Linked DNA regions of Mus musculus: all the other regions are linked to region 1. A link is a loop called in an ENCODE intact Hi-C map of the cell type or tissue named here. Cell type or tissue: gastrocnemius. All regions are shown on one strand.

Region 1 (2,500 bases):
ACCCGTCCCCGGGTAGCGCAGAAAGCCTATAATAACTTTTAAAAGCAAAGCTATGGTTGCCATTTCTTGGTACAGGCAGTACAGTACAGTAACCATTTGTAGTTAAGGTTTCAGGTGGGGCATAGAGCACTCCTTGAGAAACAGATTAAATGGTAAACAGGAATGAACCTCAGTTGCCTTTACTATAAAATGTCTTTTAAGCCCAAGATGGAGGCAGGCTGGTTTATCATCTACAAAGACAGAGCTTTTCTAAAAGAACAGGGAAGCCTGAAACACCCGAGTTAGGCTCTGCCAGCGCCAGAAAGAGGAAGACAGAAGAGAAGAGAACAATTCTGAGGGAGGAGTCAAGAAGGGGACAGAGGGCAGGACACCCTGGCAGCAGTAAGAGTGGCGCTAGGGAGCAGGAATCCCGGCCAGGAAAAGCCTTAAGGTGAACTTGCCTCCATAGGAGTGTCCCCTGGCAGGTCCCTGAGCTGTCCCACTGTGTCAGCCCTAAGAGAGGAGACAAGGGTCTGTCTCCACCTAGAGCTAGACTCCATTCTCCACAGCAGCAGGACCCCAGATCATTAAGTTTGATCATCCATGTTTTAAGCCTCTGGAGGTCTTCTCTTTTTTTGTTTTTTTGTTTTGTTTTGTTTTGTTTTGTTTTGTTTTTTCGAGACAGGGTTTCTCTGTATAGCTCTGGCTGTCCTGGAACTCACTCTGTAGACCAGGCTGGCCTCGAACTCAGAAATTCGCCTGCCTCTGCCTCCCGAGTGCTGGGATTAAAGGCGTGCACCACCACCACCCGGCACCTCCGGAGGGCTTAATCACTCCAGTCTCCCCATTACCTCAGCAGCGTCTCCCTATGAAAATCATCTACATTGCCAGGATGGTGGTGAACACCTTAGGCTGAGGCAGGGAGATAGTGAGCTCAAAGCCAGCTCTGGCTACCTGAGCAAAATGGTCTCAGAAAGACAAAATCAGTGACTATCACCTCTCAGCCAGTCCCACTCTGTGTCCCCTACATGCTATCTCGTGTTGAAGCGGTCAATTCCCAGGGCTAGTGAACATTACTGTGATGACCTGTGGAAATTGAGAGTATAAAACTCTGAAGCAGCTTATTGCAGGATGCTGGCCCACTTTCCAACTGATGGCCCAGGATCCCAGAATGGCCACTAGGTGTCACCATTGTTCCACTGTGATCAAAGTTGGGGCTGCCCGGTATTTGTAGTTAGCAGAGAGTGCTGGCTTTGTTCCCTCATGATCCTAGGCGCTGGCTTTCTGTCTCATCTGCCTATGTGAGGCCCACTTCACAAGGAGAAATAGCTACAGGGACAAAAGAGTTCTTCACAGGATTAAACTGCTTGCAAGTGGGTAGAGGCCAGATTTGCTCCTGAAGAGCCAAGCTCTTATGTCCACCTTCATAACCTCTGCTCACTTCCCAGCATCCTTAGCACACGTAAGACACTAAAGACTTCCTGAGCCCCTTTTAGCTGCATTAACAGGAAACCGCAAATATCAGCTCAATTAAACCTCTTTTTTTTTTTTTAATTGGTTTTCCCGTACACTGAACTGGAAAGTACGGATTTGAAAAGCAGTCTCCATTAACAAATAGCAAGTCAGGATTTCCTGCTTGTCTCTCTCACCACTGGGGAAATGGCACCTAGCACATAGTAGGTGTACACTTCTTGTGACAAACGACTGAGAGGCATTTATGTACAAATATCTGGTTTGTACATAAGGAGAGGGCCGTCTCATTGTCCGGCCCCTGGCATCAGATTGCCGGGATTCAGGCTCCTGCTATGTTGGTTGGACAGCTTAACCTCTTCTGACCCATCTGACAGTCTGAGATGATGAGACCGCTGAGTTCAGAGAGAGCAAGAGGACTAACCAGTCACTCAACATGTGGAGCACTTAGGCCTGACACACACTGTCTTACATATGTGACCTCAGGAAATCCCAGATGAGGCACACATTCCCCATCTCAGCCACATATCCAAGTTTCCTCTCTGGGAGAGGTGTGTTTGGCAAGTGGTATTTTCTTTCTCTTTCCTTTCTTCCCTTCTTTTTCTGAAACAGGGTTACTCTGTGGTCCAGGATAGACCCAAACTGGGGGATCCACCTGCCTCTGCTTCCCCAGGGCTGGGATTAAAGGGTTTACCACTGCTACCTTGCTGGCCGGTGGGATTTTCTGAAGATTGCAGAATGTGTGCTATTGACAGGCACTTCTGGTCTGAGATTGTCCAGTTATCACCTCTCTCTCTCTCTCTCTCTCTCTCTCTCTCTCTCTCTCTCTCTCTCTCCCTCTCCTCCCTCTCCTCCCCCCTCTCTGTTTTTGTTTTTGTTTTTATTTGGCTTGGTTGGTTTTTTGAGACAATGTTGTCTCCTGCACCTCAAACTGGCTATATAGCTCAGGGTGATCTTAAACTTTGGGTTTTTTTTTTTTTTTTTTTTTTTGGGTGTTTTTGAGACAGGGTTTCTCTGTGTAGCCCTGGCTGTCCTGGAACTCACTCTGTAG
Region 2 (2,500 bases), 460 kb after region 1:
TCTCCCTCTCCCCATCCACCCATCTGTCAACAGGTTCTCACTGTGTACCCCTGGCTGTCTTAGAACTTACCATGTAGACCAGGCTGGCCTCGCACTCACAGATATCCTCCTGCCTCTGCCTCCTAAACTCTGGGATTAAATATGTGCACCACTATGCCTGGCTTCACCTGGCTCTTTATTGAGGCATATGAGTCCTTTATGTATTGTGGGTGACATGACAATCCTTTATGCAAGACACCTTCTGTAATGTAATGTGCCTTACTGGCCTGTGGCTTGTCTTCCTGTCTTTTTTTTTTAAGTATTTACTTTATGTATGTGATCTGCATATACACCTGCATGCCAGAAGAGGGCGTCAGATTCCATTACAGATGGTTGTGAGCCACCATGTGGATGCTGGGAGTTGAACTCAGAACCTCTGGAAGAGCAGCCAGTGCTCTTATCTGCTGAGGCATCTCTCCACACAGTGTTTTTATACAGCAGAATTGTGGGTTTTAACAGCTTATTGATATGGAAAAAAAAATCCACTGGAATTTTCTTCTTTATATCTGTTTGGTTTGTGTATTCCTTCTTTAAGTTTTGGCAGACTTTGCCTTCCAAGGAGTTGATCCGTTTCTTTTAGTTAATCAAATTGTTTGTATTATTCCTTTATTCTAATGTCTATAAATTCTTCATCCTTTTAAAAATGTTTCTAGTTTTATTTATTCTTAAAGAGTTATTTATTAATTATATGTGCATACACTGTAGCTGTCTTTAGACACCCCAGAAGACGGCAGTAGATCTCATTACAGATGGTTGTGAGCCACCATGTGATTGCTGGGATTTGAACTCAGAACCTTCGGAAGAGCAGTCAGTGCTCTTATCTGCTGAGCCATCTCTCCAGCCCTCTAGTTTTATTTTTATTATTAGTTTTTCATATATTTATTTTGTGTTTTGCCTGCATGTATGTCTGTGCACCACATGTATGCAGTGCCCTTGGAGGCCAGAAGAGGGCGCTGGATCCTCTGGAACTGGAATGACTGAAGACTGTGAGCAGCCATGTAGGTGCTGGGAATGGAACCTGGGTCCTCTGTATGAGCAGCCAGTGCTCTTAACTGCTGAGCCATCTCTCCAGTCCCATTTCCAGGAATCTCCTTTTTCTTAGCCGTCTAGAAGTTTGTCTTTTTTTTGTTTGTTTCATCTTTTTCAGAGAACCAACTTTGATTTTTGTCGATTATTCTATTGATGTTGCTGATGTAGCTCCAATTTTTGTTTTGATTCCTAACTACTTTTATATCTTTGTTTTAGGGCAGTGGTTCTAAGCCTTCCTGACTCTTACCCTTTATTACAGTTCCTCATGGTGTGCCTCCCAAGGGCAGAATTATTTTGCTACCTCATAACTGTAATTTTGCTACTATTATGAATCACAATGTAAATACTTATGTGCAGAATATCTGATATGTAACCCCTGTGGGGGTTACGACCCACAGGTTGGGAGCCTCTGCTTTAGGGGATCTTTCTCTTTTGGGGTACCTACTAAGTTGGTCTTATTTGCTGTGTAATCTTGGCTGTCCTGGAGCTTGCTCTGTAGACAGGGCTGAAAGATTTAGTTAATCTTTATTAGTGTGTGTCCGTGTCCGTGTGTGTGTGTGTGTGTGTGTGTGTGTGCGCGCGCGCGCGTGTGTGTGTGTGTGTGTGTGTATGTATGCATCCCATGTACATAGCGGGTGCTAAAGGAGGCCAAAAGATAGATGACATTGGATCCCACAGAGCTGAAGTTAGAGGCAGTTGTGAGGTACCTGAAGTCAGCGCTGGATACTGAACTCAGGTCTTCTGCAAAGCAGTGTGTCCCTTGACCCTGAGAAACATCCCGCCCCAGCAGAAAGATGTCCATAGCCAAGGGAACCGTGTGCTTTGTCTTTGAGGGCAGGTCAGCTTTGCCTGTCTCCAAGCCAAGCAGCCTCGATTCTCTCAGCTGTTCTTCAGGTGACATTGTGTCTCAAATTTCCAGAGCCAGCCTGGTTTCTTTCTGGGCACCTCCAACGGTGTGGATGCTGCCTTTCAGGCTGAGGGTTTGATGAAGGTCCCCATACCTGTCAGTATCTGTGTAGCCAGCTACCCTTTTCTGTCGGCACCATGCTCTCTCTGTTCTGGTGCGAGCCTTTGTTCTTCCTCCATTTCATCCATCTTGCTGCCTGAGCCTCGCTCTAATTTGCTGATTAATCACCACACATCCCATCTTTTCGTTCTGGCCTCGTGTCATCTCCAGTTTGACAAACAGGTGGATTGGAGAGAGCCTAGTGAGGACAGAGGCTTTGAAAGGTGGCTGGAGGGTGGTCTGGGTTCCCGTGGGTTCCTGATCATGGTAAGTCCTCCTGTTCTCAGTCCTGGCATACGGGGGTGGGGTGGGGGGGGCTCGTCACGTGTTGGGGGAGGGGAGGGAGCCTTGTCACGTGTTTGGGGGGAGCCTTGTCACGTGTTCTCGGGAAGCCTCGTCATGTGTTCAGGATCTCAGCTGAGCGAG
Region 3 (2,500 bases), 470 kb after region 1:
GGAAAGTGTGTGAGAAAATCACCCTAAATAAGGAAAGGTGCGCTGGCATATAAGTTCAGAGTTGCGGTCCTCAGTCCATTGGCTCTTGTTTCTGGGCTTTGCAGAGTGTATCACTGCCTGGGGCGTGTCCTGGAGGCCACTGACCTTCTAGGGCTGTGGTTTTCAACCTTCCTAATGCTGTCACCCTTTAATACAGTTCCTCATGGTGTGGTGACTTACAGCCATAAAACTTTAGTTGCTACCTCATAACTGTAATTTTGCTGTTATGAACCATACTGTAAATAACTGATACATCAGCAGGATATCTGAAGTGACCCCTCACACACAAGGGTTGGGAAGCGGAGAGGAAACAGTGAGAAGGACACAGAGTGAGTGGGCCACTATTCTGTTCGAGACCACACCCCCAAATTACCACCTGGTCCCAATTCCTGAAGGTTTTGCCACCTCCCAATGGTACCACAGGCTGGTGAGCAAGTTAGAGCATCCAGGCCTTAGAAGGGGACACACGCTCTCCAAACTGTACCAACCTGTTTTAGTGTTCAGCTTTGGTTTTGGATATATATATATATATATATATATATCTGTGTGTGTGTGTGTGTGTGTACACATGCGCGAGCTCTCATGTGTGTTGCCTGAATGCATTCTGCATACCATGTGTGTGCCTGGTGCCCACGCAGAGGATGAGCCACCATGTGGGTGCTGAGAACTAAACCTGGGTCCTCTTCAAGAACAGCAAATGCTCCTAACCGCTGAGCTGACTCTCCAGCCCCTGCCCTGTTCCAGTGTATTTGGGGAAAGATAGAGTCAGCTAGAGACTTTACATGTACTCACTTATTTTTGACTAGACTCGCTTCAAAGCCCTTGCTGCCCTGGAACTTGTGATCCTCTTACCTCTGCCTCCTGAGTTTGCAGAAGATTGTGGGCATGTGACACTATGCTAAGTAGGAATTTAGAACATAGTCGCAGGTACTTTGCCACTCAGAGCATCTCAATGCGGGCTGCCGATACTCCTTTAGTAGCCAGGGGGTGGGCTAGAGGTTATTTTTCAATCAAAGCATAATTTCAAGCATGCACACCCGAGCACCTGCTGCCACCTGGTGGCAGTATCCCAGGATTGCAGAGTCTTTTGATGGACCAAGATTCAGTTTGTCTTGGATTTTATAGGTTCACTTATATTTTATAGGTTCACTTATAGTCGAAATGCATCAAAGATGGTTGAAACTTACAGTATGGCCAGCATAGGTGTTCTGATATAGGAAGCATATGTCAAATTCTTTCTATCAGCCAATGGATTTCTACACATAAAAGGTATAAAGCAGAAGAGGAAGATGTGACCAGTGTGTTTGGTGTTGGGCTCTGTGGCACAGAGTGGATCTGAAAATAACCTGGCAGAATCTCTTGCTCGTGAGACTTGGGCAGGAGAGCAGCCTTCTTTAGCCCACAAAACTAGGATGTGCTGGGATAAACTTTCCTATTTGAAGTTAACCCTGAGCTTCACTGTTCTTACTGATTGTTTTTGTTTTTCTGAGACAAGGTTTTCTTGAGTGACCCTGGCTATATTAGAACTTGCTCGGAAGACCAGGCTGGCCTCAAACTAAGAAATCCACCTGCCTCTGCCTCACAAGTATTGGGATTAAGGCATGCACCACCACCTCCTGGCATTCATAGATTCTAAAATCAAGTTTTTAATCATTAAGATCGGAGGTCACAAAGATCATTTTTGCCTGAGAGTAACCCCAGAAAACCCACACTCTAACAGGTGTGATCGCTAGGTTTGCTGTTAGGAATGTAGCTGGCTTTGATGTTCTGGCATGCAGTGGAGTGAGGCCCTAGGGCTTCGAGATGGCCAATGGGGTCCTTGACTTTCAGCCCATAATCTGGTGGTTGGAGAGAAGATGATTACAGAAACATCAGTCACTTGTTTCTATAAATGTTTCATAATGCAAATTGAATGTGATGAAATATTAAAAATATCATTCATTAATTATTGAAAAGTTCAGCCTCTGAAAATGGCCATATTTCTCCTTATACTGCCATCTTAAAGGAGCAATTGAGAAATTGTGAATTACAAAATTAGAATCCTGGAATGGTAGTGAAGTGAAGCACCATAAAGTTATTTTCTGCTCTGAGATTTGTTAACCATTTTCAGCTGTAGCCTTTCTGTTATGGTGAGCCTGCCCATTCTGTGTTAGGACAGTGCAGGTGCCCCACACTTCACTATGCTTACTATTTTTATATCCCTGTGGTTCTGGAAAAAACAAGGTGACACCATGTTGAACTAAGAGTCTTATGGACTCAAATGTTGGAATAAAATTCAATTTTATTTTATTATACTTGTAATTTTATTAGCAAAACAAAGCATCAATACAAGTTTGTATCAAATGTTGCTATTAGTTACAAGCCAAATTAATAGTTTGCCTTGTAAAATGAATGATTGTGGTTGGATTCAGTGGTGTGCAGCTGTGATCCCAGCAGTTTGGGAGGCAGAAGCAGGAAGGTT

The links. A loop is a pair of places that touch in the nucleus more often than their neighbours do. Peaks named below come from ENCODE experiments on the same cell type or tissue, not always from the same donor. Only the 100,000 strongest peaks of a DNase experiment are listed, where the experiment ranks them.
Region 2: it touches region 1 in a loop (3-fold over the local background); 9 of 42 quality-filtered maps call a loop at or near these places.
Region 3: it touches region 1 in a loop (3-fold over the local background); 9 of 42 quality-filtered maps call a loop at or near these places.

The regions. Positions count from the first base shown.
Region 1 is chr4:149,143,441-149,145,940 of GRCm38, forward strand. It overlaps the pseudogene Rpsa-ps12. Among named protein-coding and RNA genes, the nearest start is that of Cenps, 7.1 kb to the left of the region's middle. In gastrocnemius, no CTCF peak of the experiment used is centred here; a DNase peak (open chromatin) is centred at 1,174.
Region 2 is chr4:149,603,718-149,606,217 of GRCm38, forward strand. The region is part of intron 1 of Clstn1 (calsyntenin 1); the gene reads left to right. Among named protein-coding and RNA genes, the nearest start is that of Clstn1, 18 kb to the left of the region's middle. In gastrocnemius, a CTCF peak has its summit at 979 (motif pointing right); no DNase peak of the experiment used is centred here.
Region 3 is chr4:149,610,785-149,613,284 of GRCm38, forward strand. The region is part of intron 1 of Clstn1 (calsyntenin 1); the gene reads left to right. Among named protein-coding and RNA genes, the nearest start is that of Clstn1, 26 kb to the left of the region's middle. In gastrocnemius, a CTCF peak has its summit at 1,090 (motif pointing left); a DNase peak (open chromatin) is centred at 1,077.